3 separate regions of the Homo sapiens genome follow, and regions 2 and 3 are each linked to region 1. Evidence: chromatin contacts called from ENCODE Hi-C or POLR2A ChIA-PET data. All regions are on one chromosome and are shown on one strand. The core of a region is the stretch at or near the end of the contact, and the rest is flanking DNA. Distances in the headings are between cores, read along the strand shown. Region 1 overlaps WIPF3 (WAS/WASL interacting protein family member 3). Region 2 holds the start of PRR15-DT (PRR15 divergent transcript). Region 3 overlaps MTURN (maturin, neural progenitor differentiation regulator homolog).

What was found. A loop is a pair of places that touch in the nucleus more often than their neighbours do. ChIA-PET counts read pairs that join two places held with the same protein, here RNA polymerase II (POLR2A). Pooled maps may share reads with other maps.
Region 2: a map of PC-9 shows a loop between it and region 1 (4-fold over the local background). The contact joins the promoter of PRR15-DT here to the enhancer-like site in region 1. A Hi-C loop is called at or near these places in 1 of 168 maps with a recorded cell type or tissue (PC-9). POLR2A ChIA-PET finds 5 or more read pairs at or near these places in 2 of 52 experiments (both WTC11).
Region 3: a pooled map shows a loop between it and region 1 (4-fold over the local background). The contact joins two enhancer-like sites. A Hi-C loop is called at or near these places in 1 of 168 maps with a recorded cell type or tissue (mammary epithelial cell) and 4 of 50 pooled maps. POLR2A ChIA-PET finds 5 or more read pairs at or near these places in 1 of 52 experiments (IMR-90).

The regions. Positions count from the first base shown.
Region 1 is chr7:29,878,219-29,881,421 of GRCh38, reverse strand. It overlaps WIPF3 (WAS/WASL interacting protein family member 3), which reads right to left. Exons shown (of 9, transcript NM_001080529.3): 4 at 2,282-2,413. Among named protein-coding and RNA genes, the nearest start is that of WIPF3, 73 kb to the right of the region's middle. Within about 2 kb of position 1,647, at least 3 of the 41 ENCODE cell types and tissues checked have a DNase peak (open chromatin) inside an H3K27ac peak, as active enhancers do.
Region 2 is chr7:29,562,211-29,565,413 of GRCh38, reverse strand. It overlaps PRR15-DT (PRR15 divergent transcript), which reads left to right and starts at 1,723. Exons shown (of 2, transcript NR_183550.1): 1 at 1,723-2,026. It overlaps PRR15 (proline rich 15), which reads right to left and starts at 1,579. Exons shown (of 2, transcript NM_175887.3): 1 at 1,037-1,579.
Region 3 is chr7:30,158,140-30,161,342 of GRCh38, reverse strand. MTURN (maturin, neural progenitor differentiation regulator homolog) reads right to left here. Exons shown (of 3, transcript NM_152793.3): 3 at 1-3,203. Among named protein-coding and RNA genes, the nearest start is that of MTURN, 25 kb to the right of the region's middle. RefSeq lists a silencer at 1,492-1,551. Within about 2 kb of position 1,452, at least 11 of the 41 ENCODE cell types and tissues checked have a DNase peak (open chromatin) inside an H3K27ac peak, as active enhancers do.

The DNA.
Region 1 (3,203 bases), core at 398-2,897:
AATGAATGTCAGCCACCACACTACCATTCACACATGCAATTCAGCAAGTATTTACTGAGCACCTGCCATGCGCCAGGCATTTCTATGGCAATGAACAAAACATAGTCCCTGCCTTCACGGAGCTTAGCTTCAGATGGATCAGACAGACAATAAACAGATAAACCAGTGAATACATGATATGTCAGGTGGTGCCGAGTAATACAAGAAAAGTAAATTGAGGAAAAGGAGATATGGAATGAAAGGATAGGACTAAACCTTTATATGGGATAATAAGTGAAGACCTCACGGACACTTTGATCAGCTGCCACCTGAGCAGAGACCTGCAGGAAGGGAGAGACTGAGCCACGTGGACACCTGCGGATGAGCCTTTCAGGCCAAGGGAGAGTCGGTGCAAGCGCCCAGTGGCAGCAACATGCTGGTGTGTGAGAGCAGCAAGGAGGATAGTGTGAGTGGAGGGGATGGCATGAACCACCAAGAAAGGTAGGCCAGAAGATCAGAGAGGGAGCAAAGGCTCAAGTCCCTTCCTCTGATGAGAAGGGGGCTGTTGGGAAAGTGCTGGGAGCAGGGAGCCACGGCCTGCCTTGCCCTGACATGGTACCCAGTCCATGTGTTTATCTGGTGGCTTTCTCCTTGAGTTTCCATCCTGGAACAGGCATCATTAGTCACTTCCTTATGGACCTCCATCTCTAAAGAGATAAATTCTTGTCTTCCCCATTACAGCGGCTCAAACATCTGACACTTATGTCCCACTGGTGACAAGCAGACCAGTAGGACTCCTGCTGGCTATTTTTGGCTGCTTCCTATGAAAACCTGACTGGGGCCCATTTCTCCCATCTTCTATGAAGAGAAACTGGTGGAAGCCTTCTATTCCAAAGGATATTTGTTTGATAGCACTCGGGAATTTTGAAAAAGAAGAGGACACTGAAGAATATCCACTGTCTTTATTGAGGAAGACCTTGTACTCTACCTTTCCTGCTAACCCCTCAGCAAAAATGAGGAAATGAACATGGCCCCTGAGAAGGTTCAAGTTGGATCTCAAAATATCCTAGAGTCTTTTTCTTTGCTGGACTTTTATTGGTGAGTGAGGCAGCATAATCATCCCATAACATTAAACAGTCACAGAAGCCACTGAAAAAGTTAGAAAAGTCGCATGATGGAAGATCTGGTACGAGGAAGGTTTGGGCCTTTGTATTTCCTCCTGTATTAATGGTATTCCTGGAGTTTATTCAGCTTGCTGGTTAAAGAGAACAAGAATAGGAAAAACAGGTTTTTTTTCTCAGAGTAAATTTGTATTTGTTCAATTTTAATGCAATATTTTCAAAACATCTGATGCCCACTGAAACAAAAATCACTGAGGTAGACTGATTACAGACATGGCCTTCATTACCCACTTATGCTTGATTCCATAATCTTTGAAATATGATTTTACAGTTCCTCTCATCAAGAGGCGAAGTCTATTTCCCCATCCTTGTGACTTGTTTTGGCTAAGAGAATGTGGTAGGAAGTGATACTTCTTAGACTTCCAAGTTACATCCTAGTAATACTTCCAAGACTAAGCCTCAAGAGACTTTATTTATACTTCTGTCTTCTCTCTTGGAACCCTGCTGCTGGCATGAAAACAAGGCCCAGACAGCCTGCTGGATACTGAGAGACCACGTGATAGAGGTGAGTCAGGCCAGTGGTTATAGCTGAGGCTCCAGAGGTTGGAAAAATATGAGAAATATAAGATTAGCAAAGCTACCTACACAACCTGCAGTTCTTTATAGATGCAAGAGGGAGCCCAGCCAAGACTACTCTAAGCTGCTAACCCACAGAATTGTAGGCTAAAAAATGATTGTTTAAAGCTTTTAAGTTTTAGGGTGTTTCGTTACACAGCAGTACCTAACTGATATGATGACCGAATCATTACAACTCATGCATTGCTAATGCATCCACAGTGATGTCACTATGAAGTTCTATTACAATTTGGACCTTCTGTTTATATACACTTTGCAGTCTGGGCTACCATCACGCCATCACTAAGTATTACACACTATTACAAGTCATTTTTAAGCTATTACAATGGAATAATTTAAACAGGATGATGAATTAAAAGATTTCTCAAGAACCATTTTGTACTTTGGAAGTTTCTAGTGCTTAAGGTCCCAAGAACATGATCTTCTACTCTATCATGCCCGTTCAGTAAAACCATGTTGCTTACTGGCATGTGTGGATTGCCCAGATGGTTCCACAAGTTAAGGAGATACAGACCACAAGGGAGCCAGAATGAATTCTTCCTTACCTGCTACATCCCGCTGGCCTGCTGGTCGCAATACAGGAAAGCCACCAGCAAACAGATCTCCCAGGGTGGGAGGTGTGCTCGCGCCTCGTGTGTTTGCAGAACCTCCTCCTTCTTTGTTGGTTCCTTTAGAACCTTTAGAGAGAAGACACAAATAGGCAAGGACTTGAGAGCAGAGCTGAGCAGCCAGGTCTCATTTCAGACCATGGTCTAACACTGGTCTACCACTGCCCTTGTCAGCCTTCCCATTCTCCCACCTCCAATGTCATCCTTTCACTCAGCATCCTCCCCAAGCACCCTCTGCCTTGATACCCTGTAGACTCACATGCCCTGCCCTCTCCAGTCCTACCAAAGAACTAACCATCTGTGCCCAGCTCCCCTGAAAAGTGACCAAAACAAAGGGACCTGAACACTGCCATTTTGTAGATGCTAACAGAGCAACTGGCAGCACCTTCGAATTAGAAAACCCAAATGTGGTAGGTGTAGAGCTGCTCTTATTTTCAACTTGGCTATGGAGGACTAGACAAAGAAAACCCACAGATTTAATTCAGTCAGTCATTTTAACTTCTTGTCCACAGAGCGCTGACCAGAACAGCAGGCAGGAGGTAAAGCCTGCCATGACTGTGCCCTGGCAGTTTCCTTCCTGTCTCTCCAGCCCTCAAGCCCCCAGCCCCTCGCACCTCCCTGCACCTTTTCATCTATGGAACGGAAAGATCATGAGCCCCTGAGGAAAGGTGTCACTAACTCCAGCCTTCCAGACATGTGTGATTACCAACTACAGAAAACGAGAAGATACTCAGCTTAGACAAGAATTCCTGGCAGAAAATATTTAACAACTTGAAGCTAATATGCACAGAGAAATTAGGGCACAGTGCCCACTGGTGGATGAAAGTGGCCAGATTATTCTGAGTATTAATATTGTACA
Region 2 (3,203 bases), core at 474-2,973, 320 kb after region 1:
CCCGGCTGACGGTTGAGATGAAGCCAAGTATCAAATGGCCTCTTCCCTTAGTTTTGTATTAAAATATGCACCGAGTCTGTACGACGCAACTCAACTCTGGAGAATTTCAGTTACAAAGTAAAGGCTTCTCTTCTTTTCCTTGTGCAATTCCCTCCTCCCAAGGAGAAAGAACGCAACAAGGAACTCCGAAACAATGTGCTTCTTCCCCAAGCTTCTAAGACCCCCCCTCTGCAGAGCGAAAGGCCGCTTCTGAGCACTTAGGTGCGGGTACAGCAAGCGAGACTCCCAGCCCACTTTCTGTGCGGGGTCTCTTGGGCGCTGCCACCAGCAACGGCAGGATTCGCCTGCGCCGCGGCTCACTTCCAGGTTTCCGCTCGGCTCCTTCCCAGCCCACGCGCCGGGCGCTCCTGGGATTGGCGATCGCGCTGGAGAGGGAAACTTCGGCGGTGTTTGTTGTAGGAGGTTCTCCTCCCGGAACCGCCAGGGAGAGGAAGTCTGATCGCCTACGGGAGGCGGCGGGGCGGCCTCGGCTGCGCCCCGAAACCGCAACACCGGCTCCTCCCCAGGATGCCCTGAGGACACACTCGGGCAGCGACTTGAAAACAATACAAGAAAAAACGGCCAAAAGTTCTTTCGGTACAAAAGGCACCCACGCCCTCAGGCACAATTAGCAACTGCGTCTGCAAACATCCCATTCCCTCCTACTTTGCAGATCGGAAAAGCAACCCGTACCCCCAAGTCATTTACTAACAGTGGTGGTAAGGTGTCCTGATGCTGCTTCCTCTCCTCTAACCTACATTTTCTTCTTCACAATCATCAACTTTGTGAGCACGGAAGGGCTTTGTACGAATTGCGCAAGGAAAAGATGGCAAATTACTCAAAAGTACAGAAAACGGAGTCCTGGAGCGTCCGTGGTTTTCAGCCTCTCTTAGGGCTCCGGGAGGCGGGTACCTGGGAGGTACCAGGCAGCACCCCAGGGTGACCCCCGGGGCCAGGCTCTGTCTCGGCGGACGCCGAACCACCCCCAGTCGCTCACCTGCTCGGGCTTAACAGGACCCGGAGGCCTCGCGCGGTGAACGCGGCCGAGAGCACGAAGGGGGCGCGCTCGGGTCAACCTGGAAGCCGGGGCTCGAGTCCCTGGGCGCGGACTTGGAGAGATCAGGCTTCTGGAAAGTGTACAGGTCGGAATTCCCGCAGCCCAGCTAAATCAAGTGCTGCTGCTGGTCTCCTCTGGCACCTCCAATTGCTGCGCGCTGCGGCGGAAGCCCGGGGCTCGCAGCGCAGTCTGTTCTGGTCGGAGGGGGCGGCGGCGAGGGGCCGCCAGACTCGCTGCCCGGGTGGAAGGTCCAGGGCGGCTTTCCGGGCTAGTAGTGTTTCATTCGCCGGCGCGTCCCTCTTCCCTGCTAGCACCGCCCGGGAGCCGGCTGAGAGATGGGACCCTGGCTGTTCACTCCGGCGCATCGAACTTGCCTACGCGTCCGTAGGAACGCAAAAAAGACATCTGCCCACCTGCTGGTTATTTGCCAAGTGATTCGGGAAACCAGAACCCTGGGGCAGCTGGGGGAGAAAAGAAAATAACCCAGGAGGCGGTCACCGCTGCCACAGGTGCAGGTAGGAACTTCGCGTTCCCACCCTCCAGGGGAGGAGATTGGATCAGGCGCCAGCCTTGAGGTGTCTGATTGGAGAAAAGCTGTGCAGTGCCGCTCCCCCGACCGACTCCTTGAGAAGAAACGGCGGAGACCTGAGACCCGGAGGCTGAGGCTGTAGGTGGGCTCCGCTGGGTAAAAGTTGCCGCAGCAGCTGTCCCTTGGCCCCATCGCGATTTATTTTTCCCCCTTGCTTTCCGGGTCCCGGGATCCCAAGTTTGTAACTAACGGGAGCGAATCCACACCCGAGCAAAATGTTTGCGAGTTTCAGGCGCCCTTAGTTGAAAGGCTGTAATTAACAAGTCCGCTGTTTGCCAGCCAGGCGCCGTTGCAGGCGCTTTCTGTGGATTGTCATTTATTTCTCACAGCAACCCTAGGAGGTAGGTATTGTTATTATTATTATTCTCACTCGACAGGCGAGGAAACCCTAGCACGGGAAAATGGTTGCTCAGGTTTGCCTGTCTGGTACGTGGCAGAGCAGGGTTGGAACCCAGGGGGCCTGACTCTAGCTTCTACGGTCTTAACCACCACAACCTGCCAGTCTGAGACTCTTAACACGACTCAGTGAGGATGTGAATTTCCTTCTTTCAGGCCTGGAAGTCCATGGACAGCCACCCAACGAGGGCAGTGTAAATCCAGCCCTGAGCCACTGCAGGAAGTGAACCGGGGATTGCACTCCTGGTCACATAAGAGTACTTTTTTTTTTTTTTTTTTTTTGAGACGGAGTCTCGCTCAGTCGCCGAGGCTGGACTGCAGTGGCGCGATCTCGGCTCACGGCAAGCTCCGCCTCCCGGGTTCACGCCATTCTCCTGCCTCAGCCTCCCGAGTAGCTGGGACTACAGGCGCCCGCCACTGCGCCCGGCTAATTTTTTGTATTTTCAGTAGAGACGGGGTTCCCCGTGTTAGCCAGGATAGTCTCGATCTCCTGACCTCGTGATACGCCCGTCTCGGCCTCCCTCCCAAAGTGCTGGGATTACAGGCGTGAGCCACAGCGCCCGGCCAAGAGTACTTTTTATTCATTTGACATAAAGATATTGGCACAGGGCATTTTCACTAATGAAGGCAGAGGTGCAGCTTGCTTCATCTTCCAGGATGCTCTTGTTTCAAAAAACGATTTTGATGTTCCTTGAGCTCATATGCAAGCATAACTCCCCTGAAGGACTGGGTGTGGAGCAACTGAGCATCTCTGTTGTGAAAACTGTTTGCAGTATAAAAGCAGTGAAAGACAGCCGGGCAAGATGGCTCAAGCCTGTAACCCTAGCGCTTTGGAGGCCGAGGCGGGTGGATCACATGAGACCAGGAGTTTGAGACCAGCCTGGCCAACATGACAAAACCTTGTCTCTACTTAAAAATAATAATAAAAAACAAGGTGGGTGTAGTGGTGCACGCCTGTATTCCCAGCTATTGGGGAGGCTGAGGCACAAGAATCATTTGAACCTGGGAGGTGGAGGTGGCAGTGAGCTGAGATCCGGCCACTGCACTCCAGCCTGGGTGACAGAGTGAGACTCTGTCTGTAAAAAAAAAAAAAAAAAAAAAAAGTAGTGAAAGACATACTGC
Region 3 (3,203 bases), core at 203-2,702, 280 kb before region 1:
CCCCCAGTGAGACAGCCGTGAAAATGAAAACAGTTTTCCTGGGGCTCAGGTGGTAACTGTCAGACCCCAACTCTCCCATTCTCCCTTATTCATCTCCTCCCACCCCAAGTTAAGTCCTGCCTATTCCTTCATGCCTCTCTGTAAGAAATCAGATCTGTTCATACCAGTTTCCCAACTTGTGAATTTTAACATGCAAAGCCTATTCCTAAAATATAAATTCCAATGACACTTGGGACCACAGCTCCCCTAGGTCCATGTACATTGTGCTCTTATGAAACAGAAACAATATTCAGAAATATATTGTGCTAGAGACGGTTTCTGTTTATACATGAAAGATGACAGCAACTATAAAGGAGAGAGGTTTTCGTTGAAGTACACTGGAAATCTAATTCTGGCACCAGGACACAAGGAGGATCCCTACATAAGAGACTTTTCCATTGCACCATGTGCTGCTTTGGGCCTGGGAGACAGGAGTGGACACCTGAGTGCAGGTGAATCCACAGTGGTGACAGGCACTACACGGGGCCTCACCTCCCTCCCTGGCTCCGTACTTCACTCTGATTCCTTGACGTCTGCTCGATATGGTGATCAGGCTGCGGAAACCAGGCGGCCATAAGAACAATGTCTCTAGGATTCACTCAAACCCAGGATCACGGTTTTGTAATGTTATCAAGGCATGATTTTGGATTTCAGAGCTGGCCCAGTGAACAACAAGCAATCAAGCATTCCTTTCTCTTTCTTTCTCTCTCTCACATATACACACACACTCTTTCTCTCTCACGTTACTTTCACTGTCACTTTCTCTCTACTGGATAACAGGCCAAAAGTACTGGCACTCATCTTTCACTTTCTTCCAGCTATTCTTCCTACACATCTCTCACTCTCAGGTAAGTTAAACATACACCACTTCCAAAGCCCCAGTCTGCCACAGCACAAAGAAAAGCCATGTCTCCACAGGCAGAGCATGTACAGCTGAGATAAGTCCTCTGGGGCCTCACCTTTCCCTTTCCTCTAAGGAAGAGAATTTCATCTGCCCCATGAGATCGAGCCCTCAGGGGCTTGGGCACTCACAGATCAACATGTTCTAAGGTAGTGCAGGGGTCAGCATCCTAAAGGCAGCACCTTGGCAAGATCCCACATGTATTTTCTTCTCGAATCCCTAAAAGTTTCCTTGACTGTTGCTCCTTACTCACACACACACATAAGGCAGGCACAGAAGGGCAGTGTTTACAGCTGGAAGGGCAAATGCCCCTTGTTCACAGACCAGTTAGACTTGTCAAGGTCACACAGTCCTTGGCCGACTTGAACTAGAACCCAGGTGTCTCTCCTGCGTCCAAGGTCAACACTCCTCCTCCCACACCGCTGCCACCTCCTGGTGAGTAAATGTGTAAGTCTGTGAAGGGTCAGGGATGTGTTTCACCATGGAACCATTTCCATAACAGAAACCACAGGCTGCCAGGCTCACTGACTGCAGCTTTGCACCATGCACAGCCCTGCTTAGAGCAGCCACAGCGCAGGAAGAAGTGAGTGTGTGGGCAAGTGTGTGAGCACGAGAAGGGATGTGCACACATTCAGAAAAAGGAAGTCTTAGAAGAAACAATTCGATCTGCTAATGCTGTTTGGGATTTTGCTATGGAGATTAAGTAACATACAGACATGTTCTCTGTTTCCTACCCCTGGTGCAAAACAAAGCCCAGAATTCTCATCAGCCCACAGAATGGCCGAGTCTATCTATCTCCACTCAATTTTTATAAACAGAGAACATTAACATGATAATACCAACATGTATTTGGTCAAAGTCTAAACACTTTTTTGATAAAATACATTTTATGTTAATGTCCATTCCATTTCCAAACATACATAAATTTAGATTTTAAGCTTCAACGTATAAAATTTCAGTTTACCTTCCAATGGAGCAAGCTAGTGAAGCTTCCTCATTTCACTTGCAGAAGTCATTCTTGCGGCTTACTGCATTAAAGTGGAGGTTACGAAACCTGGGCGACACCTGTGTAATATACAGCTCACAATCACCTTTGCTCATGAATGGAGCCAATCAGAACACAGGCAGGGCTGCAAAGGGCAGTATATGCTCACCCCAATGGATGAAACACTAAGTTGTGTTTTACTAATAGGCTACTTGGAAGGAAATTCATTTTACTTGAAATTAACCTTTAGTATGACTTTTCAAGAAAAGAACACAAAGTGGGTACTGAAGCACAGATGGAAATCACTGTCCTATTATTTTACCCGATGACTTAAAACTGGAGTACGCTGTTTTACCACGAGCAGCCGAACTCCTCACAGCACCAATCAATTAAACAGAAAATGTCGAGACAATCAGGTTTACACCGACATGCCTGGAAGATATACAAGACTCCCATAAGTTCTGTGGCCTCTGCTGCTACTGCTTGTTTTTAATTCAAAACTTTCACAACCTAACAGGCACATGTGTGACTGTTTAAACGTACCCACCCCAGATGCTAGGTTTAATCTAGTGTTGTAAAGGAGGCATTCCGCATCCTAGGTTAACTAAAACCAGGGATGCAGAAGGGTCCAGGAATAATTCCATGTTAGCATTACAAAGGATGTCCCCAGTAAGTAATTGTTGGCTAAACGATAACAGCAGTATTTCCAGTTATTACAGAAGTTGTTTCTGTGAGTTGTCTGAGTATCTTGATTATTAAAACGTTCCCTGTTAACCAAGCTAACCCACGATTAAAAGATTCCTACCTTCGTGTCCCTTTACAAATACACCACAATTAAGTCCCTCGAAACATGTGATTAAATTTTTAAATAAATTACACAATGGAATCCTTTTTTTGACTTTTTTTTTTTAAATAAAAGACTTAAAAAGTAAAGAAGGATTCTACCATATTTTTAAAAACTTTTAATCCTGGTTTACTTTTCTAACAAATTTATCTATGGCTTCAAAGTTTAAGCGGCACTTGAATTCTGGATGTTTTCATGATTTAACAAGCGGCCATCTCATTAGAAAGAGAGAAGGTAAAATGTTTCATTTTATACGTGGGACGGCTTATAAACAGCTTTAAAAATCAATACATTATATCTTTCACCCCATCTATATTTTCCACTATAGACTTCAAAAGTGGCTTTGGAATTAGCATGTTTTGAAACAGTCGAACAAGCAAGTAACATTTACACCTAACCACGAACCAGTCGCTACATACCCAGGTAACTCAGTA